2 separate regions of the Homo sapiens genome follow, and region 2 is linked to region 1. A link is an interaction called in ENCODE POLR2A ChIA-PET data of the cell type or tissue named here. Cell type or tissue: MCF 10A. All regions are shown on one strand. Each heading gives the region's core, and the rest is flanking DNA. Links, peaks and the distances in the headings are about the cores only. Region 1 holds the start of CXCL3 (C-X-C motif chemokine ligand 3). Region 2 holds the start of MTHFD2L (methylenetetrahydrofolate dehydrogenase (NADP+ dependent) 2 like).

Evidence for each region. ChIA-PET counts read pairs that join two places held together with the same protein. Peaks named below come from ENCODE experiments on the same cell type or tissue, not always from the same donor. Only the 100,000 strongest peaks of a DNase experiment are listed, where the experiment ranks them.
Region 2: POLR2A ChIA-PET joins it to region 1 with 11 read pairs; 2 of 35 experiments call an interaction of 5 or more read pairs at or near these places.

Annotation. Positions count from the first base shown.
Region 1 is chr4:74,031,600-74,048,033 of GRCh38, reverse strand. CXCL3 (C-X-C motif chemokine ligand 3) reads left to right here and starts at 9,345. Exons shown (of 4, transcript NM_002090.3): 1 at 9,345-9,522; 2 at 9,621-9,744; 3 at 9,858-9,941; 4 at 10,757-11,445. The coding sequence starts at 9,423. The coding sequence ends at 10,772. It overlaps LOC105377275 (a long non-coding RNA gene), which reads right to left and starts at 9,089. Exons shown (of 2, transcript XR_938875.3): 1 at 7,087-9,089; 2 at 5,412-6,546. In MCF 10A, for the core only: a CTCF peak has its summit at 9,452 (motif pointing right); a DNase peak (open chromatin) is centred at 9,283.
Region 2 is chr4:74,151,004-74,167,437 of GRCh38, reverse strand. It overlaps MTHFD2L (methylenetetrahydrofolate dehydrogenase (NADP+ dependent) 2 like), which reads right to left and starts at 9,320. Exons shown (of 8, transcript NM_001144978.3): 1 at 9,157-9,320. The coding sequence starts at 9,299. RefSeq lists enhancers at 2,523-2,652, 8,666-9,422, 9,423-10,181. In MCF 10A, for the core only: no CTCF peak of the experiment used is centred there; DNase peaks (open chromatin) are centred at 8,157 and 9,427.

The DNA of each region.
Region 1 (16,434 bases), core at 4,331-12,330:
CAAAGATGACCATTTTCGTTACTCCTCTTCAACATAGTAATGTAAGCCCCACCCAGGGGAATCAGGCAAGAGAAATAAATAAAAGCCATCCAGATTGGAAAAGAGGAAGTCAAATTGTCCCTCTTTACAGATGATATGGTCTTATATGTAGAAAAACCTAATGACTACAACAAAAAAAGCCTTAGATGTGATAAATGAACTCAGTAAAATTATAGGATTCAAAATCAATGTACAAAAATTAGTAGCCTTCTATACACAAATACTGATCTAGCTAAGAATGAAATAAAGATGGCAATCCCATTTACGATAGTTATCAACAACAGCAACAAAATTAAAGTACCTAGGAATAAATTTAACCAAGGAGGTGAAAGTTCTTGACAAGGAAATCTATAGAACACTGATGAAATAAATTGAAGATGACAGAAACAAATGGAAAGACACTTTATATGCTTATGGATCAGAAGTATTAATATTATTTAAATGACCATGTTGCCCCAAAAAATCTACAGATTCAAAGCAATACTGATGCCATTCTTCACAGAACTTAAAAAATTACTAAAACGTATATGGAATGAAAAAAGACCCTCAATACCCTAAGAAATCCTGAACAAAAAGAACAAAGTAGGAGGCATCACATTATCTGACTTCAAAATATATTACCAGGTTATAATAACCAAAACAGCATGGCATTGGCATAAAAATAGACACATTGAGCAATGGAATAGAATAGAGAAGCCAGAAATGAAGCCACATATTTACAGCCTATTGATCATTGACAAAGCTGACAAAAATATACATTTAGGGGAGGATACACTGTTCAATAAATAGTGTTAGGAAAACTGGATGGCCACATGCAGAAAAATGAAACTGGACCCCTATCTCTCACCATATACAAAAAAACTACACAAAATTAATTAAAGACTTAAATATAAGAGCTGAAACTATAAAAATACTAGAAGAAAATCTAGGCAAAACTCTCCTGTACATTGGTTTAGGCAAATAATTTATGACTAAGATTCAAAAGCACAGGCAACAAAAATAAAATAAACACACTGCACTTACTTGAAATAAATGCTTCTGCACAGCAAAAGAAATACTCAACAGAGAGAAGAAGCAACCTGCCAAATGGAAGAAAATATTTGTGAATTATTCTTCCAAAAGGTACCAATAACCAGAATATTCAAGCAACTAAAACAACTCAACAGGACAAAAATGAAAAAAACTCCACAAATAATCCCATTAAAAAGTGGGCAAAAGAGATGACAGAAATTTCTCAAAAGAAGACATAAATGGCCAACAGGTATGTGAGAATATGTTCAACATCACTAATCATCAGAGAAATGCAAATAAAGCTCACGATGAGGTATAATCTTACCCCAGTCAGAATGGCTATTATTAAAAAAGACAAAAAAATGACAATGTTGGTGAGGATGCAGAGAAAAGAGAACTTTTTTTTTTTTTGAGATGGAGCCTTGCTCTGTCACCCAGGCTGGAGTGCACTGGCGCGATCTCGGCTTACTGCAAGCTCCGCCTCTCAGGTTTCCGCCGTTCTCCTGCCTCAGCCTCCCAAGTAGCTGGGACTGCAGGCGCCTGCCACCACGCCCGGCTGATTTTTTGTATTTTTAGTAGAGACGGGGTTTCACCATGTTAGCCGGGATGGTCTCCATCTCCTGACCTCATGATCCGCCTGCCTCAGCCTCCCAAAGTGCTGGGACTACAGGCGTCAGCCACCATACCTGGCCGAGAACTTTTATACACTGTTCTTGGGAATGTAAACTAGTACAGCCACTATGGAAATGTCTCACAACACTAAAAATAGGATTACCATTTGATCCAGCAACCCCACTTCTGTGTATCTACCAAAAGGAAAATAATATATCAAATGAATACCAGCACTTACGTATTTATTACAGGACTATTCACAATAGCAAAGATGTGGAATCAACCTAATTGTCCATCAATGGAAGAATGGATAAAGCAAGTATGTATATATACAACTGGAATACTATTCAGCCGTAAAAAGAATGAAATTATGTCATTTACAACAACATGGGTGGAATGTGAGGTCATTGTCTTAAGTGAAATGAGCTAGACACTAAAAAACAAACATCACATGTTCTAACTTATATGTGGAAGCTAACAATTTGAACACATGGAGGCAGAGAGAGGAAAAATAGATAAGAGACTGAGAAGGGTAAAAGGGAGGGAAGGGAAAGGATGAAGAAAAGTGAGTTAAAGGGTATAAATGTACAGTAGGATAAATGGAATAAATTTAATGTTTGATAGCAGCATAGGATGACTGTACTTAATAAAAATGTATTGTACTCTGGTGATGGACATTCTGAATATCCTGATGTGATCACTATGCATTACATACATGTAACAAAATTTCTCATGCACCCCATAAGTTTACAGAAATTAAAAATCCCACAGTTTGTCAACCAGTGTGTCTATAAGATTATAAAACATACAGGACATGTGGTGATGGACAGCCTGTTTTAATTGTCTTCCTAGTAAAGGAAAGAAGAAAAGTAAATACATCTTGGATGTAAATGTTCCAAATATTTATTTCTTCACTGAGTCAGACACAACATGGGGATTATATCATTATCCAGAGGCCGTAATTAGAGGCAATAAAAACTGAAAGTAGAGCGGACAACAAGCAGAGTTGGAAAAAATCCGTTTTACCTATCAGCTGTGTTGGAAAATCAGTCTTTTTTTCAATCTAAGGATGACTATAGAAACTACTAGGAAACAAGGCATAAAGAAATTTGTACTTATGTCCATCAGAATACCTATTAAGTTGCACTGTGATTATTCATTTATCTGACTGTTTTTCTACTTTAAAACAGGGAGTAAGTGTCAAGCTTTTTTCATCTCTTCATTCCGGATCTCAGAAAAATGCCAGGTAGAGTAGGTGCTAAATAAATGTTTGTCAAATATTTATTACATGAAGAGGAATAATACCGCAGTTAGTGCTGTAATGTAACAGCGCAGGTGGGTACTGAGGATAAGGCACCCAGCTAACAGAAAGTTGATTGAACATTAAAGACACCATTTTCCCAACTCCTGATCTTGTTAGGCTCACAGGTCTCACCAAGTTAGTCATAGACATTCCAACGGCCTTATGCTATTTTTCCTGTCAGTGACTTGTTTGATATTTTAATTAGACTCACATTTGAAACTATTAGGGATTCTGTTAAGAACCTGTCCACCCACATGCTCCAGTCATACACAGATACTAATATGAGCACATTAAACATTATTTGATTGAAGACATTTACTTCTATGTATAACATACAGTAGTAATGACACACAACCAAGCTCTTGTTTCCCCATTTTCACTATAATTTCCACCATGTCTAATTGGATCCCGTATTTTTTGTCTTTAACTACTTCAAAAATGTCAATCAATGAACTAGCTCAGTAACACACCAGTAGAGCAACTCTGAAACCAGCATTGTATAGAAGTCTTTACTGAATATAAGGACAGAACCCAGAAGGAAAAAATCAAAACAAAAATATTTCTGACCAAAAAATTGGACAATAAATAACCTTGACAAATACTATGGATTGGCCAAGCGCAATGGCTCATGCCTGTAATCCCAGCACTTTGAGAGGCTGGGGTGGGTGGATCACGAGGTCAGGAGTTCGAGACCAGCCTGACCAGCATGGTGAAACCCTGTCTCTACTAAAAATACAAAAATTAGCTGGGCGTGGTGGCGTGCACCTCTAATCCCAGCTACTCAGGAGGCTGAGGCAGGAGAATCCCTTGAATCTGGGAGGCGGAGTTTACAGTGAGCCAAGATTGCACCACTGCACTCCAGCCTGGGCAACAGAGCAAGAGCAAGACTCTGCATAAAAAAAAAAAAAAAAAGTTATGGTTAGGACACTTAAGATCAAGTTTTTATGATGACTCAAACTTTTCTTAGATGAAATCTGTGTTTTTATGCTATGCATGCTATTTTCATTTGTGGTTTATACATTCATCTTCTAACTTCCTAAATTTTGTTTCCAGAATACTAAAGTCATAAGGATGTTTTAATCTTCAAAACAAACTTCTTATGTAATTATTTCCAAGGGACATTTTCTCATTTCCTTATTCTTTTGCAATTTTGGCAATCCTATGTTTTGTTGTTTTCATAATATATGATCATGATGTTATTTATTTAATGAATCCCACTTCCAGAAAGTTTAGGAAACAATCTTAACAAAATGAAGAGGCAAAACAATTTATAAAAACACTTTTAAATACAAATAATTGCCCATTCTTCCACCCCCCACCCAAGAAAACCGACCAAAGCTAAAATATTGAATGATTCTCAGTGTTACATGAATGATTTTAAGTACTTGCATATTGATCATATCACGAGATTATTATACCAGGAACAGAAAAATAAATGATCTGGCATTACAAAAGAAAGTAGACAGATTAAATGAAGAATTTTGTGTTAGAAGTCGGATTTGATCCAACTTTGTCTCTTCTACTAAACCTATCACTGTGCCTTATATGCATAGATTAATTTTAAGTGTACCGGAAGAAAGAGAAGCTGCCAGACAAGCAGTCTCCAGGAGGCTAAATAGAGAGGACCATGAATTCAGCACGCACCATGGCCTTGGACTGTGGAGGTGGACTGATTCAGGAATCTAATGTCATGTTCACACATCTTCATTCTTCTCTGCTCTGAGCCAGAGTCATTACATTGGAAGAGATGAGTATAGGGAAATAGGGATAGCAATTGTGAGGAAGAAGTTCCTAAATCAGTCTGGGGCAGAGCAGGGTTGCCCTCCTTATTTGAGCATGGTTATTTCTCAGGATGGAGCAGTGCCTAAGTTTAGGCTCCTCCAAAATGCAGAATTTGAGTCATGAGCCTGCCATGCAGGTAATTTATTTGGGGACATATTACCAATGCAGAGGACTTGAAAGCTGGGAAGAACAAACTAGGAAAAGAGGACATGGGCAACTGGAGTTCAATTCTACTGGGGACCCTCTGAGAAATGGTGTAGAATTTCTGCCCAAAACATGCAAAAGAGGGAAACATTTATCCATTGACCCCAGTTCCTCTTGTGAAAGGGATGTTTCCTGGCAGCAACAGAGAAACACTGGGCCACAAAGTGAAAGATACCTGATTCAGCTGAGGCCAGGAGTTTCCAGGTGACATCTGCAGGCAGCTAGTGTTGTAGCAGTGACTGGAGAACAGGTGGCCTAGGAGATGTGAGCACCGAGATTTGACCGTCTGCCAGTTTTGTAAGGTTCCATAATGATTACAGGGCAAATGGAATTTGGCCACCAAAGCTTCCATTTTTAAAGATTCTTCCATTTCTTTAAGAATTTTTGCTTGAATAAGTTTAAAGACTGCATAAAATTCTGGCATTCAACTGTTGAAAAGAAAATAGGCTTGGAGAAACACTTGCTCTAACAAGACAATTTATTTTTGTAGTCAACAGCATTATAAGCTTTGGCTTATGAAGATCTCATTGATACAAGCGGCATGTTAGGGAAAAACACCACCACCACCAACAACAACGAATCCTCTCCTTTATACTTCATTTACAAAAACAAGTGATTCTGATGACATTTTCCTCAGGAGTCAAGTTCTGCATAACCTGCAAATGTCCACGGCCTCTTGACATGTTTCATTTGCATTATTCTCTTGGCACTCTCCTTGTGTTGGGTCTGGAGAGCATGATAGCAAACACTTTCTGATTTTCTTCAGTTATAAGAACTAAATGAGAGATCTGGAAAACATAATGCTGAAGGCAAAGTATTTAACACTATGAAGCATGATGAACTGCCCAAACTGCGGCAACAGATATTTTGAATTTTCATATTTGAGCAAATATGTACTAAATCAAAATTCAATTTCCTGTCTAGAAAGCTAGCAGGTAAAACATGCACATGCCCTGATTTCATTTTGGTGGTATTCTAAATGGATTTAGAAAAATAAACTTAGAAAAAAATGAACTTAATTGGGACAATTTTCAATTTACAAACATTGCAAAGATAATACAGTGTCTGTGTGCCCTTCATCCTTTTTCCCTGACAGTGAACATTTTACAACAGCACGGAACGTCTGTTAAAGCTAATAAACCACCAATGACACGTTACTTTTAACTAAACTCCAGACTAAGTTGTGTTTCACCAGCTTTTCCATTAATATCATCTTTCTGTCCCAGGATCCTATCCAAACTACCACACTGCAATGAGTTGTCACTTCTCCAGTTTCCTCTGGACTGTGATGGTTTTTCAGTCTTTTATTGTTTTCATGACCTTGACAGTTTTGAAGAGTACTGATTAGCTTTAGGAGTCTTCAGTATGAGTTTGAAGAATGTTTTTTATCATAACTAGATTTGGGTGATGAATTTTTGGAAGTGGTACCAAAGAGGCATCCTGCTTATGCCATTCTTATGACATCATATCAAGTGGGTACATGATATCCATATGACATCACACTGAAGACGTTTATCTTCACCATTTTTTTAAAGAAGTAGTTTGTCAGCTTTCTCCATGGAAAAGTGCCTATTTTATTCTTCAGAATTGGGCACCTTAAGGAAAGATAATGAGCTACATCAATGCCACAGGAGAGAGTTATGCTGTTAGTGAAACAAAACTACAAAGATATATTATCGTTTTGATGTATTTTCATTTTAAAATATGTAAATTTAAGCTATTCAACTAGGTCAAGAACAAATACATTTTTAAAAATCCTTCCTCCCCTTAAAGTACTAATTATATATCACAGTGCATTTTTACCATAGTTTAATGGTTAAGAGCCATTTTCTCTGGGTTTGATTTCCAGCCTCAAGGATGTATGAAGTTAAGCAAGTGACTTAATCTCTCTGTACCTCAGTTCCTTTGTTTGTAACCATTAAGTCCCATAAAGATAACAATTAATATCTACTTCACAGTATTGTTTGGAAGATTGAATGAGTCAATATTTGTAAAATGCTTAGAAGAGCATTAAATAAATTCTCTGCCCCTTGTCTCTGGTGCAGAGGTTTAACTTGCCCATAGCATGAAGTTATTAAATAAAAAAGCAGCATGTTCCACATTTACCCAGAATCTTGTAAGCTCTTATCATTTACCTTATGTTTGCTGAAGAAAAACAAGCAAATTTTTAATGACCTCCCATCTATGTGCATCTCCTGGTAAAGTACAGATGTGTCTTCCTTTCTGAAAGCCTTCCTAAATTAAAAACATTTAACTTTTTTGTTTTTTATAAATTCCCAATTGAACTTTATTTTTCATTTATAAGTTTGCAGCATTTATTACAGCTTGAAACTGCAGAAGACATTTGGGACACTATTTTGGCCTCCATTGGGTCAATGTTTTTTCTGTATCTATCCTTTCTTTCAAGGAATTTAAGTAGTCAGGGAGATGTGAGAGAGGAAATTATTGAAAAAGAATGGAGCATATATATTACCTATAGTGTCTATTTTAAAGTAACAGGACATTCTAGCACACCTTTCTATCCCTTGTCCAAGATTATTGTAATGACATCACAGATACCCGTGAGCACCAGTAACTACAAGACCATTTTGGAAACTGGGATTGTGGTGTTTATATGAACATTCTTCTTTCTAGGATGTGCTTTGATTTCTTAAGGACTCACACTGCTTTATATCAGTTAGAGACAGGGAGAGTTGGGTGGCAGTAAGGGATACAGAAAATTTTAAATGTGAAAAACACTGGGGAGTAAAACTTTCCATTAGATTCTTCTTTTTTCCTTTACAGAATTCATAGCAGGCTGAGTTTTTGTTCAGGCAATGTCGGGAAAGAAATAGCCTTTTAAAAATGGAAATAGTCCATTTTATTTATTTAACAACCATTAATAAGGCACTTAATCCATGTTGTCTCTTACAAATGTTAACTCATTTCTCATAACCACCTTGGGCTAGGCACAGAGAGGCTTAACAACTTGCAAGTGATACTCTGCAACTAAATACAGGCAGCACAGTTGCACGCTCTGTGTTTGGTTAGGGGCAAGGACTCTTATCCCTTGAGCTGGGTTGTGTAGAGCCCTGTGCTTCAGGCAGATGCCATTCCTTTCTCCTCTCCTCCATCCTACTCCACGTCTCAAAGAGGTCTGAGACCAACTTGTAGAATCACACTTAAACCCTCTAAAACCTAATGACAAATCAAAATACATTATCTAAAACTAGAAAAAGGGACAAAGGTGTCAGGTTAAAAGACTGAAAATCCAGACGAGAAAAAAAAGTGCCCTGTTAATGTTTCCAGAGAAAGATCCCCCAGTGCTGAATACCAGAAAATTCTATAGTAAATGAAATGTGATTTTATGTGTGATCTGGTGTTTAAATGTCATCAGCAGGCAGCTGTTTGCTCCTTCAGTGGGAATGGTGTTTGCACACCAGGTACCTACTCTCTAGTGTCATTCGCAAAGACAGAACCAGAAACATTGAGCCCATGATCCTGCTGGACCCAGCCCCTCCACAGCTTCAGAGTGACAGCCAGTGTCATATTTCTAGATCAAATCTGAATCCCTCCCACTGGGAGAAGGTCTCCAGGGGATTTAGGAAGTTCCAACATTTCAGAGGGAGGAAGGACGTTATGCAGGATACAAAAGAAGAGGTCATGTTATACAGCCCTGGCTTCCACGGACACTAACACTGAATTCAAATTTTGACACTGATAATCTGTTGCCACCAAATGGAAAACGTAAACAAGGTATTCTAAGTGTGATTAGAGAATATGCAAAACAAGGAACAAGTAGAACATTCTTCTCTGGAATCCGAGACGATGGCTGTACTTTCACAGAGAGCATGATGTTAGATGTACATGAAATAACGCTAAACCGAAAATGAGAGAGGCAGAGACCGGGAGGTTAACATAGAGGATAGACTATATAGAGAGAGGATAGCTGAGGGAAAACTCGCCTGTCTCCGGGTCCCCAGCAAATCTGATAACTAAGGAGACAAAGCTCTCTTCCTCTAAAGAAGTCGTGCCTTTCCTGTCCTGGTTCTCACGGGTCCCCCCAGCTCTTTCCTCCAACCCTACCCCGTACGCGGGGGGTCATCGGGGACCTAAGGTCCCCCCTCACAGGCTGTATCTTCAGCGAGGTGGACTCACTGCCTCTCCAGGAATTTGGGGCAGAAAATGAATATCCCAAAGTCCCAGAGTGCACGGGGGTTACTCTGGAGGGCGAGGCGTAGGCGTCACCAGTGGGCTCCCCCTACCCGTATCCGACTCCACCCCGGGGGCGGGGCCGTCGCCTTCCTTCGGGACTCCGGATCGATCTGGAGCTCCGGGAATTTCCCTGGCCCGGCCGCTCCGGGCTTTCCAGTCTCAACCATGCATAAAAAGGGTTCGCCGATCTTGGGGAGCCACACAGCCCGGGTCGCAGGCACCTCCCCGCCAGCTCTCCCGCTTCTCGCACAGCTTCCCGACGCGTCTGCTGAGCCCCATGGCCCACGCCACGCTCTCCGCCGCCCCCAGCAATCCCCGGCTCCTGCGGGTGGCGCTGCTGCTCCTGCTCCTGGTGGCCGCCAGCCGGCGCGCAGCAGGTGGGTCCCGGCGCCCTGGGGTCCCCGGGCCGGACGCGGCTGGGGTGGGCGCCCCGCGCCGACAGCCCCGCTCAATCAGCGAGTCTATTCTTCCCTAGGAGCGTCCGTGGTCACTGAACTGCGCTGCCAGTGCTTGCAGACACTGCAGGGAATTCACCTCAAGAACATCCAAAGTGTGAATGTAAGGTCCCCCGGACCCCACTGCGCCCAAACCGAAGTCATGTAAGTCCCGCCCCGCGCTTCCGCTGCCACCGCTGGGGTCCCCGACTCTCCCGCTGCCCCAACCCTGTCCCCAGCCCGACCTCCTGTCTCACGGAATTCCCTTCTCTCTGCAGAGCCACACTCAAGAATGGGAAGAAAGCTTGTCTCAACCCCGCATCCCCCATGGTTCAGAAAATCATCGAAAAGATACTGAACAAGTGAGTTGTAATTTCCATATACACAGGCGACTGGAGCCGTTGGTCAGAAATACTGGCATCTGCCCCCTAAAAATAAAATCAGGGAACCCCAAGAGTTAGCTGAAGGACTAGAAATTGTGATTATTATTTTCACAATTAAAGTTGCCATTAAGGTTATTAATCTGCTCTGGTGCCAGAGGATATTTCAGTATTTCAGTGTCTTCCATTTCCAGGCCTAACCCCTGGGAGGGTAAATGTGGGTTTCTAGAATACTAAGTAAATTTGACTAACAATGCCAAAATGCCCCCTGCCTGTTTTGGGACGTTTACCTCAGTCCCTAATGGGCTTCAGACCTGAAAAATGCAATGTCTGGTTTGGGCACTTTGGGCCTGTAAGCCTTCTTGGTGAAGAGCAGAAACTTTGCAGTAACACCTTCAGTGAGTTCAAGGCTAGGATCCCTGTCAACGTTATTTAATCTCTTTGAGCTTTAGCAAAATAGGGTAGATAATGGTAGTTATTTCATAGGGTTGTGTGCAGCTTAAGGGAGATCATGAATGGACATTTCTAACCCAATGTGACAATCAGTGACCAATATGTTTTGGCTTTTTCAAACCAAGAATCTAGTTGAGTCCACAGCCACTTCTTTCTTGAAAAAAAAAAAAAAAGCATTCAGGAGTGCAAGTTTTCTGCTATAGAAGGCAGTGGGTACAGACAGACCTTCCCTGAGTGGAGGGCTGGGAGAGAGTCTGCATGGGGACATCCCTCCAAGCAACTTCAGAGTGACAGAAGAGCAGCCTTCCTTAGCACCTGCAACAGTAACCCTTTTCTCATCACAGGGGGAGCACCAACTGACAGGAGAGAAGTAAGAAGCTTATCAGCGTATCATTGACACTTCCTGCAGGGTGGTCCCTGCCCTTACCAGAGCTGAAAATGAAAAAGAGAACAGCAGCTTTCTAGGGACAGCTGGAAAGGACTTAATGTGTTTGACTATTTCTTACGAGGGTTCTACTTATTTATGTATTTATTTTTGAAAGCTTGTATTTTAATATTTTACATGCTGTTATTTAAAGATGTGAGTGTGTTTCATCAAACATAGCTCAGTCCTGATTATTTAATTGGAATATGATGGGTTTTAAATGTGTCATTAAACTAATATTTAGTGGGAGACCATAATGTGTCAGCCACCTTGATAAATGACAGGGTGGGGAACTGGAGGGTGGGGGGATTGAAATGCAAGCAATTAGTGGATCACTGTTAGGGTAAGGGAATGTATGTACACATCTATTTTTTATACTTTTTTTTTAAAAAAAGAATGTCAGTTGTTATTTATTCAAATTATCTCACATTATGTGTTCAACATTTTTATGCTGAAGTTTCCCTTAGACATTTTATGTCTTGCTTGTAGGGCATAATGCCTTGTTTAATGTCCATTCTGCAGCGTTTCTCTTTCCCTTGGAAAAGAGAATTTATCATTACTGTTACATTTGTACAAATGACATGATAATAAAAGTTTTATGAAAAAAAAGGCTTATGTGGTTTTTCAAAAAATTCTTCTTGACTTTTAGTTCTTCCCAGGCACCCAAGGTGTTATACAGTTAGGCTGCAGGTTCTATCTAAATCTGTGCCTGCTTCTAGCTGTCACTTCCCTTATATTTCTCTTATTCAAAACGGACTATCCGATGCTTTTAGAAAGTACATACTACCCCCCAACCACTTTGATAATTCTAATTTTGTATAACATTTAGCTGTTTTTCACATTGACCAATTTGTTATTCAAAACTAGTTCTTTACAAATTTTTGAATGTTATTGATATTTTAACATGGGCGTCTGCTAGATCTGCTAGATGCTTTTGGTAAACGGTTTCTCAAATACTTATGCAATTCTTTCCCGTTTAACAAGGTTGGGAGCAAAAGGTAGAAAAGTTGATTCTGCCTTAGAACTAAAAAGAATTGTGATATTAAAAAAAATGACCTATTGAGATACTGTAATGTAAAATATATGACAAAAATAGCACAAAAGACAGGTTGGGAGATAAGTGGGTTTAGACTATAACATATCTCTTCAATTGTTAGAGAAAGTATTAAGAAAAAAATTGTAGCAAGAACAAATGTTGTAATTTGTAGGGCAACAACTAAAAGGAAAATGCAAAATTTTGGACTTAATCTAAAAAGGACATAAAATAGTGTAATAGAAAATACCCGACTAATACAAAAGAAGACAGAAATGGAGGAATAAACCAACACATGGATCAAAGGCAGAAGAGACACATCTTTACAGAAGAATTGCTGATAATATGAGTATAGTCTCCTCCTTCCCGAAGGTGAAGCTTAATTCCCCTCTCCAGGTGCGTGTAGCTAGACTTAGTGACTGGCTTCCAAAGAAAAGACTAAGAAAAAGGAAAAAAAAATTACAGTGGAGAAATTTGGCAGACAATCTTAACCAAGTGATCAAGGTTACTGTCACCAATTATGGCATGTGAATATTACGCACCCCCTCATATAATGTGATGGAAGGACACTTCCACTCCATTTATATTCTTCCAGAAAATGCATAACCTTTGTATAATCACAACAAGGACATCATAAAAATCTGAACTGATTTTTATGGTGGTAAAACTGATGGACGTTTTACAAAACTCCTCATAAGTACTCTTCAACCTGTCAAGGTCATGAAAAACAAGACAAAATCAATAAATTGTCACAGATTAAAGGAGACAAAAGTGATATGGGGACTAAATACAATGTGGTATGTTGAATTGGATCCTGGAATAGAAAAAAGGACATTATTGGAAAATTGATGAAATCTGAATAAAGACAAGAGTTTAGTTAACAGCAATGTACCAATGTTAATTTCTTAGTTTTGTCAAATATACTACAAGTATGTAAGATGTCAACATTACGGGACACTGAGCTAAAGGTCAGATATAGAAACTCTCTGTGCCCACACAAATTTTTTGTGAGTCTAAAATTATTCCAAATTTAAAAGTTTATTTTTCAAAAGATAGGACAAATATAATAGCAGATAGTAGACTTAGATACAACTATATTAAGAATTATAGTAAATTTAAGCAGAATAAACACTCCAATTAAAAGTCAAAGATTATCAGACTACATAAATATGACATGTTTATGCTTCTTAAAAGAGACACACTTTAAATTATATCTAGATAGGAGGAACAAATTCTAGTGTTTTATACCACTGTAGGATGCCTATAGTTAAAAGTAATAGTTTCAAACAGCTAGAAGGATATCAAATGTTCCCACACAAATAAATGATAAATATTTGAAATGACGGATATGCTAATTACCCTGATCTCTTCACTATACATTATATATAGAAACATTACTATGTACCCCATCAATATGCACAGTAATTATGTGTCAATTATAAAAATACAATAAAAGTAAAAACAAATTGGGCACCAGGTTGCTTGAAATTAAAAGAATTAATAGTGTTATATCACATACAAATGGGCTGACATGGATATATTACTATATTGAAACCTGACCTGGATATATTAATATATTTATTACTTAACTATTAATATGCTATTCATATAAATTATATTTATTAAAAATTGATATACTAATGAAGGCCTAATTAATATATTATGCCTTAAGGAAAGAAATAGTCTTGGAGATAAAAAAGACTGTTAAAAATAAAAAGGGGTTAACTAAACAAGAGACAAAACATTCCTAAGCTTTTATGAACTTAGAAACACATTATCAAATTATATAAACTATTTGTGAGGCTGAGGTGGGAGAATCAACTGAGCCCATGAGTCTGAAGCTGCAGTGAGCTATGATCATGCCACCGCACTGCAGCCTGGGTGACAGAGCAAGGCCTTGTCTCTAAAGAAAAAAAAAATTCACACACACACATAAAGCAAAATGAAGAGATCAAAAAAGAGCAATAGACAGATATATAATCATAGTTACAGATTCTAACAAACTCTTTCAACACTTAATATGTAAAGCAGCACAAATTTAGTAGCAGTATAGAAGTGTTAAGCAACATAAGCAACCAACTTGGTTTGACTGACATATATTGGCAATTTACCCAGCAATTGCATAAATCACATTTGTCTTTCCAAAGAGAACATAGATGAGTCATAAAAAATGTATCAATACATTTCAAAATGTTAAAACATTACAGAAGACCTTTTCTGATCATCAAAGTTTTTTAGGATGATTTGTAACTGTCTTAGTTGAACTATGTATTCATACACTGTGTGTGATATGTTTGCTGTGGTTTATAACTCATCTCAACTTCCTACATTGTGCTTCCATAATACCAGAGTCATCATGATGACCAATATAATCATCTAGTATGATAAAAATGTTTCCATAGAGATGTTTGCTTATTTCCTGTATTTTTTCTGACATATTCTTTTGTAATTTTGGCATTCCTATATTTCTTGGATTACATGATATGAGCATAATGTAATTTAATTACTCAATACCTTCCACAAAAGTTTAAACAACAATCTCAAGAAAAGGCAAATATAAAGCTTATACTAAAAGCTAATTTTTAAAAGTTTTGGAATGATGTTCACATCTATATATTAGATGGTGTTTGGTGTTATTTCCAATAAAGTTAAATAATTATAGTTTGTTGAAATCATCAGTATGTCTTTACTGCAGAATTAGAAGACTAGCAATGTTGCAGAAGGAAGTGTGCAAGTTAAGAATCAAAGAAGAATTTCATGTTTAAGTTTTGGCTTTATCCACTATCTTTTACAAAACTCACCACAATCCCTTTTGTGTTGTATGCATCTAGTAAATGTCTTTTGAATTTAATATCCACCATTCCTCATTTTCTACACATACATTGAACCTATAGGTTACTCTTGCCTTCCCACTCTCCCTGTGGTAGATAGTCAATAAAGGAATCTGTCCACAAGGGACATGGAAGCACCATGAGACACACGTAAAAGCTGCACAGCTATGGTAACATCCAAACTGACAGAGAAGCAGGATCCTACAGGCACATGGCCTCCCATGTGGAATCCTGATCGCCCCTCCTGCCTCACTTGCTCTCCTCTCCCTGCCCACAGGATGAACTCCATCTACCTGAGTCACTTGCTGCTTCTAGGACTTCCATGGACTTTCCAATCTTCATGCCTTTGATTACTTGGTTGTCTCCTACTGGAGCGTTTTCCATTCCTCAGTGTTGTCCCATCTACTTGGAAAACTCTCCATCCTTTAAAACTCACATAAGTAACGATTTCTTGTAGGAAAACCTCTGTAACACCTCTCAGAAACCCACTCATTAACCCATAAGAGTTGTATGAGATATTCATCCTTACTCCTAATACTTTGTGCATAGTTTGTCATGGTATTTACCAGGCCCTTCTAAAATCTTCTATTTGTACATTCATCTCCTGTATTGTGTTGAGAGTTAGAAGGTAGCAGATTCTATATTAATTGTCTTTGTATCTATGGCACCTAATTTCATTCCTATGTTACAATGCTGGGAAAATGATCAATACAAATGCTGAATCAAATGAAGAGAGGAATTAAATTCAAGTTGAAATGCCCTTCTGGTTAGAAAGATAACTCAAGCAGTCAGTACAGACAGTTAAAAAAACCAACTCAAATTGGCTTACTGAAAATGGGAATTATTTCATTTCCTTATGAAATATATTGGTGTTTTATAAATATTGACACATTCATCATAACAACCCTTTGAAATAGAGAGTAGCATTACTTTATTTGACTGCTGTGTAGATGAGATAAACCTGGATCCTAGAGTCCAAAAATTCTCTTTAATAACCAGTCTCACTGCAGGTCTAACTGCCTTTCTCTGTGCTGGCTTTACTTTATGCAAAGCACTGGCAAAGCTCCAAGCTATAATCCAGCAGGAAGCAAGGGATGATTTTTCCAGCCATTTCCTGCCAAAGTGGTCTCAGGGGATTTTTCTGACTTGGCCAGGCTTATTAGATCACTTGTCCACCTCTGAGTTATCAGGGTGGCTCAGGGTTGAAAGGAATGGCCAATACTACTTTGGGATGTCAGCTCACTTCTGGAGCTTTAGGGTAGAGTCAACCTATCTGAACCACCCAGACTGGAAGGATGGGGAGATGGTTTCCGAAGGAAAGCCAGGATTCTGTTATCAGAAGGTAGAAGGGACTCAAACCAGGCAGAGAGGACAAATGTACTAAAGACTGGGCCAAGTGGATGACATTTTCACTTGATGAAATGTTCTGAAATGACTAAGTGGATGCATCCAGAGATTTAATGCCACCTTCAGACATCTGCATTATAGTAGTAGTAATGGCAACAAAATAGAGTTGAGCCCAGCTCCTCAAGGCACAGTTCCCCAAAGCAAGTTCCCCAAGGCACAATTCCCCAAGGCACAGTTGTAAGGCACAGTTCCCCAAGGCAAGCATGGTTAGAGCAACACTACACTGCCTGCCCATTCCTGCTGTTTCATTTGTACTTAGGATACAGAAGCAACTCTGGATTTTAAAGGCATATTAGATACTGCCAATCAAAGCTGCAGGATACAGTA
Region 2 (16,434 bases), core at 4,675-12,674, 120 kb before region 1:
ATGTCAATTATTGTTAATTTTGTTCTTTTTGTGGTGCCAGGTTTCCCTAATGGTTCACAAGCCTGTGGCCTTTCATTGCTGTCTATCGCTTGAAGAAGTAGGCGCCTATTCCAGTCTTTCTAAACTGGCTTCAGCAGGGAAAGCCCTTCACCAGTCAGTGGATCTAGAGATTCTTGATGGGCCATCCGGCATGGCCCATGGGTGGGCTTGCTGCTAAAGCCCTTGGATTAGTTGGCAGGTGATGCCTAGGTCAGCAGGTGGTGGGCCTAATGCTTCAACTCACAGGGGGCTAATCCGGTGCATGGGTCCACTGGGGTGGGCTGTCAACTGGGTATATAGGAGTAGTCCTGGAGCCTTGGTCTGCAAATACAGACCTGAAGCCTAGGTTCATAGGGGCCATCCTGGCACTGGGGTAGGTCTTGAGCCTGAGTCCATGGGGACCAGCCTGGCATTGGAATGGGTCTGGTCCCAAGTCTGTGGGGACTAGGCTTGCCCAGGGTCCTCTGGAATGGCCCTGGTACCTAGATCTGCAGGGGAAGACCTGGTACCTAGAACCATGGGGTTGGGTGCAGAGTTTGGGTCCCTGGGGATAGGCTTGGACCTGAATTAATGGAAGCTGACCTGGTACTGGGGCAGGCTTACAGTGTGGGTCCATGAGTTTCTACCTGATGCCTAAGTCTGCAGAGGCTCAGCTGGAATCTTTGGATGCTGCCCTGGCATTAGTGCAGGCCTAGAGCCTGGGTCTGCAAGGACTGGCCTACAAGCTGTGTCTGTGGGGGCTGGCCTGGCACTGGGATGGGCAACACTTGTTGCATTTTTTTCAAAAGTTGTTGGTCATTATTAATCAACATATTCAACAAACAGACCAAATGGGAGTAGGGACACCTTCAGATTTAAAGTTTTTAGTGAATTGTAATCAGTGAAACCAAAGCTTACAAACAGAAACCTTATCTCTTCAAAAGGAAGGGAAGAAGTAAACTAATTTAAAAAATCATAGCTCAAACAATGCACAAGTAATTTTAATTTCTGTCCTTACAAGAGAAGACACAGAGACACATAAAAAGGGAAGTGAAGACAGAGAGGGAAGACAACCATTTAACAACAGAGGCAAAGACTGGAGTTATGCAGCTGCAAACTCCTTAGGAACACCAAGGACTGCTGGCAATAACCAGAAGCTAGTCGACAGAGTGTGGGCCTACAGATACTTTGATTTCAGACTTCCAGCCTCCTTCCACTGTTTCCAGTGTGAAAACAGATTTCTGCTGTTTCAAGCTAGCTAGTTTGTGGAACTTTGTATACAGCAGAATTAGTAAATAAATACATCTATAATAGCAATTTTAAATAGTTCAATGTCTGAGAATAATCTTCTGATGGAACTCATATTTTTTGTTGAATAAAATTTCCTGGAATAAATTACCATTTTGTAAAACATTGGAATACAATTGAGAAAAACTTTAATTTTCCCCTATCTAAATATGGTAAACTATTTTTAAAATCATACACAAAAACAACTTATTTCTTTTATCTAAATATTTGTCAAAGAAAAGTACTTTGAAAAGATACACCAACATAGCACCTGTGAAAATATTTAGGCTAAAATATCTTCCCATTTCAATGTGCAAAATGTAGAATTAAGACTGTTCCATTTAGCAGTTTATGTGGTGTTTCAGCATCTATAGAGACAGTACCTTTAAAACTAAAATAACCATTGTCTAAAGCAAAGATTCTATTTGCAACTGTTAAGAAAATTGCAGAAAATTTAATTTTAAAATTAAGCACAAGGGCCGGGCCTAGTGGCTCACGCCTGTAATTCCAGCACTTTGAGGGGCCGAGGCGGGTGGATCACGAGGTCAGGAGTTCAAGACCAGCCTGACCAATATGGTGAAACCCCGTCTCTACTAAAAATAGAAAAATTAGCTGGGCGTGGTGGCATGCACCTGTAGTCCCAGCTACTCGGGAGGTTGAGGCAGGAGAATCACTTGAACCCAGGAGGCGGAGGTTGCAGTGAGCCAAGATCACACCATTGCACTCAGCCTGGGTGACAGAGAAAGACTCTGTCTCAAAAAAAATAAACAAAGCATAAGATCTTATTAACTTTTTTCAGAAAATTATCAGGATCAAGGTGTTAAAAGATACAGCTAAGAAACTGATTCAAGCATGTGAATATGCACCAGGAATAATTGTTCATGCTGAATGTTCATGTAATATAAATTTTTATTTTAACACATAAGGATATAAATTATCTTTTAAAATGTTAATTTTGAAAATGGTCTGAAACTATTCTATAAGTTCACTAATATATTTGTAAGCCAATAGATATTCCAAATATATAATTTTCATTACATTCGTGCCCCTTTTTACTCTAAAAAATGTGCTAGTTTGGCCAAAAAAATTACATAGTGACCTTGCCATTAATGCATATCAAAAATAAAATCCATTTGACCCCTTAGATATTGTTTACATGATGTGCCCTGTCATTACTTGCTCAGGTGGTTTCCCACAAAGGCAGAAATGACCTTCCCCTAAAGGCAAGAAAAGGTGCCCTCCCTTCCAAAAGCCCAGCCTACTGCTGGGCTAGCCACGAAATGTGGCTTCATCAGGAGGCAAAAATTAAAGAAGGGAGGTGGTGGCTAGTGAGTAGCAGGGCAGCACTATGTAGTACAAACTACTCACCTGAAATTAGAAGTCCTGAGCATCAGAGCTCTGGGTTACCATTAGTAGCAATAATAAAGTTAGGCAAGTCACTTAGCTTCTCTCAACGGCATGCAATTTCTTCATCTATATAATGGGAATACTCTCTTGTTGACCTTACATTACATAAGAGGATTTGGCTAAAAGTTCATGGGCTGGTTTGCAAAAGTGGCTCTTTCTCTTAGTTTCTGCTAAATTACAGATGGAGACATATTTCGATAACCAGAAACATTATGAGAGCAGAAAGTCTTCAGCACTTAGTGCTGTTTCCATGGGCTTGTTTACTTGTACTTCCAGAAAATAAACTAACCACCTTATCTACGCTTATTAGAATCAAATGATTTATTTAATAAACTAGAGCAAAATAACAAAGGGGGAGGATTATTTCTATGTATCAAAATACTCTTCCACAAAAAAGTAGCTTACCAACAAATAAAACCTAGTCAAGATCAAGAGTTTATTTAATTCGTATACTTGGCAAATCCATATCTTAGTTTCAATCTCATCTTTATTCACGACTTCAACTAGAGCTGCAATGAACCATTTTATCTCTATAATGTTGAAAAAACCTGGCCAGGCATGGTGGCTCACGCCTGTAATCCCAGCACTTTGGGAGGCTGAGGCGGGCGGATCACGAAGTCAGGAGATCAAGACGCATCCTGGCTAACACGGTGAAACCCCGTCCCTACTAAAAATACAAAAAATTAGCCGGGCGTGGTGGCGGGCGCCTGTAGTCCCAGCTACTTGGGAGACTGAGGCAGGAGAATGGCATGAACCCGGGAGGCAGAGTTTGCAGTGAGCCAAGATCGTGCTATTGCACTCCAGCCTGGGTGACAGAGCAAGACTCTGCCTCAAACAAAAAACAAAACAAACAAACAAAAAAAGACGAAAAATCCTAATAGAATGATTAACAATTCCAAGCTCTACCCAGGCCCTAACATACAGTTTAATTGCTTTATATCTTAGGGCATATCTTCGATGTCTTGAGTTTGTACAATAGAAATGAAACCCCCCAAAAACAGGGCAAAATTCCATAGGGAATAAAACCAATCACCAGTATAGGGAGTCTTTTGAAGTGTGTTATTAAAATAAATGAATACCTGCAAGTGTTAAGTTTATGACCTCTTTAAAAAAATTTGTTTCATACCCCAAGTACCCTATTCACATCTTGAAGTAATTTTACTAGAAATTACATCTGCAAATCAATAAAAAGTAAAATACCTTTTCATTATATATGACTCTTCTTCGTATCCAGTTTTTTAACTAGTTAACTTTCTGACTCTGTACTAAACAATATCCATTGTTTTCAAACTAACTTTGTCAGAAAGAACCTTAGATGCTAAGCTTTGTGCCACAAAAGCTCTTGGCCTATCTGCTGAAACCTGTGGACTCTTTCTCAGAACAATCCTTTTAAACATTCAATATAAAATACAGATTACAAGGAAAACCAGTTTTACTGAAATATTATCAAATGCTTTTTTTTAAAAGTATTAAATAACAGGATCTAGTGGTAGGTCTAACTACCATAACAAAATAGTGATGTGCAGATGATGTTTTGTGGTATCTGCCTCAACTTTGTGATACTGAAATATCTGTAAATTATATTAGCAAGTCACATGTACTGATGATATTATGTATTTGTTGCCAACACTAACAATGGAAAAAAAAAAATGCTCAATTTATCAGAAGTTAGTAACCTCCAATCCAAGTTTATGGATCCTCTGAATTCTATCCATAAGGTCCCAGGTTAAGAACATCTCAAACTGAGGGAATCTAACAAAATAATTTTAAAATTTACATGCAAAATTAGCTTTCTAGATTCACAAAAGTTGTATGAGATTTAATATTAATAAATGTTTCAAAAAGAAGAAAAAGTAAGATAAGTCAATAATTATAAACTGCTTGTAGAGAAGAACACCGGAAAGATGATGTGGGTTCAAGCCTTGTCTTCACCATGTATTTACTGTGTCAACTTGACAAGTTTAATTTCTTTAAGCCTCAATTTCTCAATCTGTTAACTGGGAATAGTAATAGTGTCTATCTACTTCCTTTAGTTGTTGTGAGGATCGAAGGACATACTGTATATGCAAAATCTCAGCAAAGTGCTTACCACTGACTAAGAGCTCCTTAGATATTAAGAAAATTGTATTTTTCAACAATACAACTGAATTCCTTAAAAGCATGATGGCATTCATTGCAGTTCCAGTTAATCACAAACAGCAAAAAAAAAAAAAAAAAAAAGTGGGGAGAGAACATCTGTTGTAAACTATACACACACCCTCACTTTAGAATTATGAATCTTTAGATCTTTAGATAGTCTTTGGATCTAGGAACACTCTAATGAGCCTAATTATAGAAACCTACATAGCGTTCAGATGATGCAGTGAACAAACCTGGTTGGTATGACATTGACAAGGACATGACCTCAATCTGAGAGTAAATTATTACATATTTTCCAAGAACTAGACAATAAAAAGCAGCAAGATGGTTAGGTAAGTTAGAGCCAATTGATTTAATGTAATATGACACAGTCATTGAAATGCTAATAAAAACAATAGCAACACAGAAACCACTTGTGATGTAACATTAAGTGGAGCAGCTGGCTAGGCCTTCTTGGATAATATCCCGCCCTGAATTCTTTAACACTACTGTTAATTTAGGTTCAGACTGTGTTCTGTTCTGACCATAAAGTTTTCTACATTGTATGTAAAATGTTGTCTCAGATCCAAAGTGAATTTCTTAATAGCAAATCTCATTTATTACTAATCATTTCTTTAATTTAGCATACTCATTTACAGCTCAAATTTCACCTAAGCTCCTCTCTTAAACCTCCTTCCACAACTTAATTATCTCTAAGCCAAAGTGTAATTTCACTGAGCTCCATGGGATTCCTTGAAAGAGTACGTGCCCATGAAAAGATCATCTGGTGCTGCTCCTTTCTGCTGTTTTCATCCTCCCATCAGGGTACTAATAGGAAAGAATAACAACTTCAAGGCATTTGAAATACAAAGATTTGGCTCATTAAAGAACTTGCCAAATTATTAGTAAGACCATGATTAACTAACAAGATCTAAAATTAATACTAGTCCCTCTTTTTCATGTACTGATCCATTTTAGTCAAAAATCTTGATTGTGGAGATATTAGAACACACTATCTCTGAACAGCTGGAACAAAGAAAATAAAACTTAAGATATGAGAGACCAAATGTTGAAACACTTAGTTTTTGAATTTAAAATGACATAAGAACTTCTTAGAAATCAAAATTGTAGCCAGATGGCTATTATATCTCATTTCAGTAGAACACATACAGCAGGAAGGTAGGAACACTACCCACATTATCACATTTGCCAACTAAATAGAAGATGATTTTGAGAAACTGCCTTTCCTAGTCATTAGAAGAGACAGAAATACAGAGTAAGTAGTAGAGGGAAGAGTCTGAAAAATAAAATGAACATTGTTACTGATAAAATGTGTCTTTTTAAATTATTAAACTTAACTACCCACGGTAAAAGACGTGAATACTTAAATAACACAAATAAGTATCTTTTACTAGTTCCAAAAATGTAGATTTTTTTAAAATGTGGTCTAGCTGCAAAAATTATACAGCCGATGCCAGTGCGACACAAAGAAAGGTGAAACTTCCATAAAGACCTGTAGGCAGTACACAATTTTTTTAAAAGCTAAAAGAAATAATAGTATGAAGACAAAAAAGAGAATCTACCAAATTAACGATTTGAGGATTCACTGAGCAACAGGATAAACATGGAATGCTTGGGATATCCATTTAGTTAATTAAAATAAGTAGTTCAGGTAGAATAAGCCAAAGCGGGTTTTGTGAAAGTCCCTGTGTTGCAGGATACCTGCAAATCTGCTTTGAGCATGGCATTAATGTGCAAGGTCTATAACCTTCCCACCCAAATGGGATGGGCTGCTATCAGACTCCTCACACTGAAAAGCAATGGGCACAAACTCATGTGATGCCTTTTAACCCAGGACATTTTGATTTGTAAACTCCTCAAATACCACAACAAAATGGGAAAAATTTAGTTACAAAGACTTTTTTTTTCATTTTTAACCTTTTGCCTGGATAGTTAATTCATTTCAAGAAACAATAAGCTGCAACAAGGGCTTATTTATTACTTTAACATTAATTTCCCCCAATTAATAAGACCTAAATTCTCATGCATAAACAGGAAAACAAATTCACTGCAAATTTTAAAGGAAAACTCATTGAGAGAAGAATGTTAAACGATACTTCAAAATACGGTAACTTCCAAACTCCATCAAACATTAATTATTGAAATTCTACTTAAAAAAGTTCTCCACTAAAAAGTACTGTAAATATTCCATTATTATAGGCATGTGGCCAAAATGTGAAAAAATAATCAAAGATACTTTTTCAATTAAGGCCCTACACAGCTCAGAAATGGTGATAAATCTGTTAATTTAAAACAGTCAATATCACTGGGATAAGAGTTTATCAAACTCAAAGGCAATTTTCAGTGAGAATAACACTAAGGTGTAAATTTCATGGCAAAAGAAAAGATGTCAGACTTAAACCACATTAACTATGAAGAACTAGACAACTAATGTGTCATTATATATATAAAAAAGATGACTGTGGATGGGGACAAGTGGGGAGGCAGACAGTGGCAACCTCTGGAAGATGGAATCTCTTCTCTCTGCTGGTCCTAGAAGAGAAAAGAGACACCAATAAGCATCAACACACTGTCCGAATTCCTCCCCACCCGAGACCCACCAGTCCACAGGTGTTTCTCAACCTTGGGGCCAACCTCACCTTCAGAGATGGTATTCAGTACAAAGAGGGCGTCAAAACCCCCGCCTTATCTTAACTTGCCTAGTGCCCTCTTTAAAAAATAAAAACTATCAAAATATATTACTTTTTTTATAACTATAATCTGCATCAAGTGGAACTGAAAGCAGCCGGGCTGAAATTAGTAACTCTTACAGTGCATAGGGATAATAGCTTTCCAAAACCTTTGCACTCAACTATTTTAAATTATAAAGAGGTCATTATGTGTAACTTAAAAGTTTTGAATTCTACATGAGTTGGTGTGTGTGTACAAAGCAAGGGGCTACAACCAAATTTTGGGGTTGTAACTGTTGTTTGTAATGACTTCCATTCAATGTATGCAGGTCATGGAGAAGATGGGGAGATGGAGTTGTTTACAGCAAGCTGACAGGGAAATTAATCAAGTTGTACTATTTGAAACAAGTTATCCTCACCCTGAAAAGCACCCCTAAAACAACTGAAATTCAAAAAATAATGATACAAACAAGTAATTTAGAGTGACGGCAAATAATTTCCTCAATTCTTTAAAACAAATAGAATTCTACAGAATCTGCTTTTCCTAGGTAGTAGATCTAGCTGGTAGTTCCAAACTAAGTGGAACATTCTTACCCAACCTACTACAGCTTACACAACTCTGATTCACTGTTATTTTCTCACATATCCTTGTGGAAGACCTAGTCACAAGAAATTATGTCCAAAGCAAATCCTATAGGAAGTAATTTTTAAATTCAGACACTCGAGACTAAGATCTAAATGTACACAATAGGGAGTTAACTGATTTAAATTAAATAAACAGTATCTAAGTTTCCACGTTACCAGTCATTGCTTTTCTAGGGATTGTGCTGGGCACTGGCGGATACAAAAACTCGAGTGAGACACAATTTTGGACGTAAAATGGCAATGAAAGCGCATTTCTGGAAGCCCTGAAAGTCTGAAAACAGAGGCTCTTCTGGACTCACAAGCTCTGGGTCAAGAAGATATATTTTCATCTTGTTAAGACGGATTTTGCAACTAAGACTGGTAAAGCATAAGATAGAAGAGTGCGTACCCTGTTGTATTTGCATGGTTCTTGCCAGCAACCAAGACATGTAATGAATCTAAGTCTCATCACCTGACAGAGGTTTAGGGAGGGAGAGCCATACATGAAAAGACTGAGAAATCTGGATTGATATTTGGTTTTGTGAAACCATAAATAATTTTAGAGTTGGAAAAGACTTAGACAACACTATTAACAAAGGAATTCAGAAACGCAAACATTAGTAAGTCATCTGCACAACGCCTACTCCTTTATTTACGAAACACTAAAATAACCAAAGTAAAAACAAATGTTTGACCAAGCCGACCACGTGTTTTTATACTACCTTTTCTTAGTGCCTCAAATGTCTTCCTAAATCAAGTGCACCTGCTGCAAAGATGGAACATTCTGGTGCGAGAGCCCAGAGCAGAGCACGTTTTCGTTCCCCAAGCTGAGGCAACTGCGACTCGCCCGCGCGACCGGCAAGGCCACCTCACAGACAAGGCTGTCCTCGACCCAGCCCGCCGCCGCGCGGCCGCCCACGAGCCTTGGGCCCCACGCGCGCGAGCGCCGCCCGCGCCCCCGCCGACCTCCCACCGCCAGCGGCTCCGCACCCGGCGCCCGCAGCCCTCGTACCTCACACCGCTGCTCCGAAAGCCCCGGAACGCACTCCCGGGCTCTCCCGGTGCCCTTACGGAGGGTGCTGTGCTTCTGCCCAACGCCGGCGCTCGGCCAAGGCGGCCGCGGAGCAGCGAGAAGCCGCGGACCGGCACCGTCATGGCCGCGGATCCCCGGCTTCCGGACTGGGGCTCCACCTCCCGCGACTCCAGTCCTCGCGGCTGGAGGCCTGGCTCCGCCCTCACCCGGGCTGGCAGGGCAGCAAGTAGCGCTTCCCAGCCAGGTTCCGGCAGACACGCAGAGTGGGGTAAAGAGCGGTTCCCAGGACCGGGGACGGAACTGACAGAGTGCCGGGTCCGCAGGGGGCGGGGCCAGGACCCAAGTCCCGGGCCCTCTGAGGATGTGGAAGCGTGCAGTGTGGCCTGGCGACTGGGCCCCGCACCCAGCCAACATATAGCTGGCATTCCCATAGCGACGGCACAGAGAAGGCCTCCAAACTATCACTTTAGGCAGCACGCCCCACTTTCCACCAAGCCAGAGATCCTGCCCAACAGTCTCCGTGACTACGTGGAATTGGATTTAAAGCAGGAAAGAAGTAATAGGTTCATTGTTTCCCACTTCCTTTGTGAGATTCCTTGGAAGTTGGAGAAAAGAACAAAGGTGTGTGGAGAAGGAGCAAAACCTGGCTGAACAAGGAAGGTCTGGACTTTAGGATTTCTATACTTCTACTTTATCATCTCCACTTTTGGAAGGAAATATTGACCAATATCTGTCTTTTCCTGAGTTATGATCAAGTCGATGCAGGCTAAGAACCCTGCATTGTGTGGTGAGCTTGTGTGGTGAGGAAGCAAAATATCTGCTCCCTCTGAAAAAGTAAAACATTAGACTGTCCATTCATTTTGCAAATTAAGACAGACACACAAAAAACAGTCACAGATAAAACCAGCTGGGAAGTTAACAGGAAACAACTTTTCTCCCAAGGTCAGGCTGCTGCTGTTGAGTCAGAACAACGTCTTTCATAGCTGCACTTTTACTGAGAAAACTTGTTTTTTAAAATCATAGACTGTCAGAAAATATGCTCTTTAAAATCATATCAATAAGAATGGGATACCCTACTCTTTCCTGGCTGATCTAAATCCATTTGACACAAATAAGCAGCCTAGAAGAAAATACAGGAAAAAATCTAGGTGACCTTGGGTTTGGCAATGAGACTTTAGATAAAACACTTAAATCACAATTCATAAAAGAAAAAAACAATTTAAACTTCTGCCATGCAAAAGACACTGTTAATAAAGAAACAAATCACATACTGGGAGAAAATATTCGCAAAACATTTTTACAAGACTTACACCCAAAATATACGAAGAACTCTTGAAACTCAACAATTAAAGAAAAAAGAAAAGCAACTCAGTTAAAAGTGAGCAAAAGATCTGAAAACACCCACCAAAAAAGGCATACAGAGGTCAAAAAAAATGGAAAAATATTCAATATCATTTATCATTAAGGAAATACAAATTAAAACAACAGTGAGATACCACTACACTCCCATTAGAACCGCTGAAGTCCAAAAAATTGATAATACGAAATGCTGGCAAGGATGTGTGGCAACAGGAACTCTCATTCATTGTTGGTGAATAAAAAAATGATTCAGTCACTTTGGAAGACAGTTTGGCAGATTCTTACAAAGCTAAATATCATTTAACCATGCAATCCAGCAACCATGTTCCTATGTATTTACCCAACTGATTTTAAAATATGTCTGCAATAAACCACCATATGAATGTTTATAGCATCTTTATTCATATTCTCCAGAAACCAAGATGTTCTTAAATAAGCGGTGAAATATTCATACAATGGGATATTATTCATCAGTGAAAAGGAGCAAGCTACCAAGCCATAAAAAGACGTAGATGAATCTTAAATACATACTGATAAGTGAAGGAAGGTAGTCTGAAAAGGCTACATACTGCATGATTTTTATTATATGGCATTCTATAAAAGGCAAAATTATAGAGTCAGTTAAAAGATCAGTGGTTGCCAAAGGTTAAGAAGATAGGGTGGAGGTTTGAATAGTGTGTAGCACAGAGGGTTTTTAGGACAGTGAAACTATTTTGTATGATACTGTAATGTTAGACACGTGACACTATGCATTTGTCAAAACCTACAGAACTTTACAACAGGAAGAGGGAAACAAAGTATACCATATTAAAAAATATTATTCACATTGGAAAATTATGTTTTCTGCAGTGTTATCAGAATCAAGACTCTGTTTATTCTCCACAAGACTTGCATAGAAAAATAAGATATTAAATTTTGTTTGTATGTTCTAAATACATACAAACATTTTACACATTTTATCTAGATGTGTAAAAGTGTTTTTTTTTTTTTTTAAATCACATGGAATGGCTTTTTCAGTACTAAAAAGTGGAGGGACATTTGTTTAAACAAGTATTTCAAAAAGAAATATGTACATCATCCTGAAAATTATTTGTGGTAAGGAAATATTCTTTACTCCTGTTGCATTTCTCAGACAATAAAGGGGTGAATCCATGCTACCTCATATTTTATCAACAAAGATTCTATTTACCCTTTATATTTTTGTATGATAATAGATTTTAAAAATCTAATGTTCTTTATTGCAGACATTCATTTGTTAACAGATTTGTTTCTTTTTTAATGTTTTACCTAAAGTTTGACATGCTTTCAGGACAGATTTGCCTATTACTTTATTTAACATTGTAGAAATGTAATTAACAAACAATTCTCACTACACAATTTAGAATAGACATTATTTTATATCTTCCAAATTTGATCAGTTAGCAAAACTTAATACACCAATTAAAATATTTCTACATATGATGAGAATGTTTACAGTGTAAAGTTTAGAACTTGTTTTGGATGTGATTATATGCATGAAAATCATGTAACACTGTACTCATGCTAAGAACCGACATAACAAAATTACTGAAATAAATGTGCTGTGAGGAATGGAAAAAATACATTATTTAGCAGGTTGGTGGTTTCCAGGAAGGAATGAAGGTTGTGACAAGATAATCTAACTGTATTACACTTATATGAAACAATCTCACGGGAAAGACTGCGGAAAAGGTGCTGACCTAAATAACTGGAATTGCAAGGTTAAAAATCTAACAATAGAAGAAACTGCACATAGGCACTGTGCTCTAGTTAATAAAGTTGTTGATTTACATTACCAATTCTGATATGACTATACATGTATACCAGAATTAAACAGTTATTTAAATGGAAGTGGATGATAGGAGCCAGGTTCCTCATTTTTGGAGTGGCAATTTACAGATAAGCAATGGGAGGAGGCTAGAATAATCCATATGATAATGGATTAGAGTTGGGAACATCAGTTTTAGCTTAATACAAATACAGATGGTTACATATACAAATATTTATAGATGTATGAATATTCAGGAGTTAGTTTACATACATATATTTATTTGCTTTGCCAGCTGAGAATGCCTAAAACAACACCCGAAAGCAATAAGCACACCTTCAGCCCAGATATTGGTTTCTAATGTCATTCTACAATAACAGGAACCAGGACTCCTTGGAAAAATTGCTGATTCTAGGCTCAGGAAATATATTAGATGATCCTAGAGCATCGTGTAATTCTGGAAAGTAAGGAACTCAAATAAATCCCACATTGATGGGGATATGTCAGGGACAGGAGCCAACTGAAAGGGTTCCTCATGCCCAAAGATGGAACAATTTGAGTAGTAAAATAAAGTAGTGTTGGATTATAACCCGAAGTATAAAATTAATATCCATGAGCCCATAATCATATAAATAAATATGTGATTGAATAAATAAATAAATATGGGAGAGAAGAAACATGATGCAGAATTCCTAAAATTTATGTAGATACTCCACTCTGAAGGAGGAGTAGAATTCTTCACTTCTTAAATGGGAACTGATGATAGTGACTTCCTTTCAGAGTTCAGTTTAGAAAATGGGAAAAGAGAGTAACTTACCTATGGAGAAACCTGACAAACACTACCTCAGACAGTGATCAGGATTAACATCAACACCAATATATCATACTGATAGGATGGATACTTGATATAATGTGGCGAGAATTGTACTTTACCTCTGCAATCTTCCTGCAAAACCTGTAACCCCAGTCTGATCGTGAGAAAAACAATTAAATCCCAACAGAGGGACATCCTACAATATACCCGAAGAGTATGTCTCAAAACTGTAAAGACAATCAAAAACAAGGAAAGTCTAAGAAACTGTCACAAGTAAGAAGAACCTAGAAAAACATGACAACTAAATATAATGTGATATCTTGGATTGGATCCTGGAACAGAGAAACAGCATTACAGAAAAACGAAGAAGATCTAAATAAAGTATAAACTTTTGTTAATAGTAATGTATCAATATAGATTCATTTTATCATATAATGTAAGATGTTAATAATCGGAAAAACTAGATGTGTGACATATGGGAAACTCAGTACTATTTTCTGAATTTTTCCGTAAATTTAAAACTGTTCTATAAAATAAAGTCTATTTTTTAAAATGTCTATCTAGCCAGGGTAGGTATATATTAGAATCAATACCAGAAGAGAATCTTTAAAGGTGGACTTTATCCAAGTTTTATTTATTGCTCTATTTGTAGTTATTAATTTATTTATTAATATTTCCTCCTGAACTGAAAAAGGTAAAGCTGATATATTTTCCCTGTTTTAATCCTCAATGTGCTTCTAATACCTACTCAACAAATATTGAATTCCTTTGAGTTAAATCAGGGATGATTAAAAATTACAGAGAAAGAAAGCTAGTTGCTAATGTGGAATAAAAACTTTCTCCCATGATTATTTTAAGTGTTCCAATGAAAATTTTGGAAGTTGCTTTAAAGAGTACAATACATTTTTATGCCACAGAGATATATGCGTCCATGTAATTATTTGTAGTGTCCATGACATTGCTTGGGGCATCTTATTTAATAGGCTCCATTTATATCGTCAGTTATCTTTTCACTATATAGCATTCATTGTTGTAACAAAATGTTTCAAAATGATTATCAGAATGTGAACAGTTAGCACTGGCATCAAAAGCCACCAAAGTTGGAGTAGGTTGCTGTGAGGCAACCAGAGTTGGTACTGCATAATGACAGACAGATGCATAGCTTACTCCAGAGAATAGCAAAGAAGCCCATTCATAAGATAAGCTTACTAAGAAACTGAGATGTCAAGGGAAAATCACAGCCAAGGAATAAACAAGGATCCAGAAAACCAGGAGTGGAGCCAAAGCAATAAACAACATGGGTAGCTACTGCCTGAGATGAAGCAGAAGCTAATGAGCTGAAGAAGCTTAGCTTGGCAGCATCAGCTAGAAGAGGCAAGTTCCCTAGGATATTTTAAGATCATTATATTTTCTGTCCCAGAGTGTTTTCTTTTTGTTTTTGTTTTAAATTAAACTAAGAGATTGATGTATCCTGCTTGTCACTAGCTGCTCTTAAAGAAGTTTGTACTTCAGGAACAGAAAACCAAACACTGCATGTTCTCATGCATAAGCGCGAGTTGAACGATCAGAACACATGGATACAGGGAGGGGAACATCACACACTGGGGCCTGTCAGGGGGTGGAGACAAGGGAAGGGAGAGCATTAGGATAAATACCTAATGCATGCAGGACTTAAAATCTAGATGATGGGTTGATAGGTGCAGCAAACTACCATGGTGTATGTATACCTATATAACAAACCTGCATGTTCTGCACATGTATCCCAGAACTTAAAGTAAAAAAAAAAGTATTGTGCTTGTCTGTCAAAGAAAATTTTCCATGAGCTCTTCCAAATCATATTTTCTGTAAGGGAATTCTCAATAAAAATATAAACAACTTTACAGCATATGTGTTTTAAAAACCTGATATTTATATAAATTATTAAAATTGATTCATGAAGTAGAAAACCAAAACAGACAGAAATGGAAAAGAAGCTACTAATCAAATACAACTATAAAGCTTCCTAAAGCAGAGTTTTTTTATGCCCTCAAAATATGATAAGTCATACTAAAAATCTTTCCAAATCATAGAGAAGGAATTTCCCAGGTATTTTTATTATATTCAAACCCAATTTAAAAGAATACAAAAAAAGAAAACTATTGAACAATATAACTGATAAATGTAATTATTAGGATATGAAAGAAAACATTGTTGATATAATTTGATGGTATTATAAAAGGAAAAACTTTACCACAACTAAACGATAATACAAAGATGGGTTAATTAGGATAATATTGGAAGTGTGTCAGTTCATATATCACATAAATATGGAAAATAAGAGAAAGAGTATTTGATAAAATTCAATAACCTTTCCTAATAACATTTAATAAACTAGATATAAAAATATTTCAGATCAACAGCTAATAGCATTCCTAACAATGAACCTGTAGGGACATTCCAATAAAAATTTGGAAAACCTATGAAGGAAACATTAAGACTGTGATGAGTAATGTATGCAAAGACTTGAATTAATAGAAAGACCAAGATGCTTAATATTGTAAATATGTCGACTTTCACTAAAATAATCTATTAATCCAATACCCAATAAAATATCTCAGTTTTTTAGTCAAATGGGGGAAGATTTAATATAATAATAACAGCATATGTTTCCCTGAATTTGCTATGTGCCAAGGCTGTGCTGAACACTTTTCAGAAGTTATTCTTTTAACCCTTACCACAATGAAGCTATGAGGAAACAGGTAAAATAGGCTAGATAACTTGCCAAGACCTACAGCTATCAAGTGATGAAAGTGGAGTTCAAGTCTCAGGTAGTGTGAAACCAGTGCCCACACTTCTAACTGCAGTGCTTTTCTAAATCTAAGGTTCTCCTGGAAAAGTTTGCATGCTACATCGCTAAGGTACAGAGAACTCATCCCAATGTCTGCATTTTAGTCATTTATACAATCTTCTGTAACTATAAAATTGATTTTTGATTTGAATCTGTGTAATAAGGAGAAAATAATTTTTAATTTTCCAATGAATGGTGGATTCTATTGAAAAATTGATTACCAAGTTTTATTTCATGATAATTAATGTGACTACCAGTTTCATATTTTAATAACTTATTGATAGTTTATTTGTGGTCTTATAATACCATTAACTGTATAAAAAGTGCACCTGGTTTAGAATATAATGTTAACTATATATACTGTATATATCTATATACATGTCAATATATAACCAATGTTACAATGATTGTCTTTTTTCTAATTCCTCTGTTCAACTTTTTAAAGACTAAGAATGATGTAAAGAACCCAAT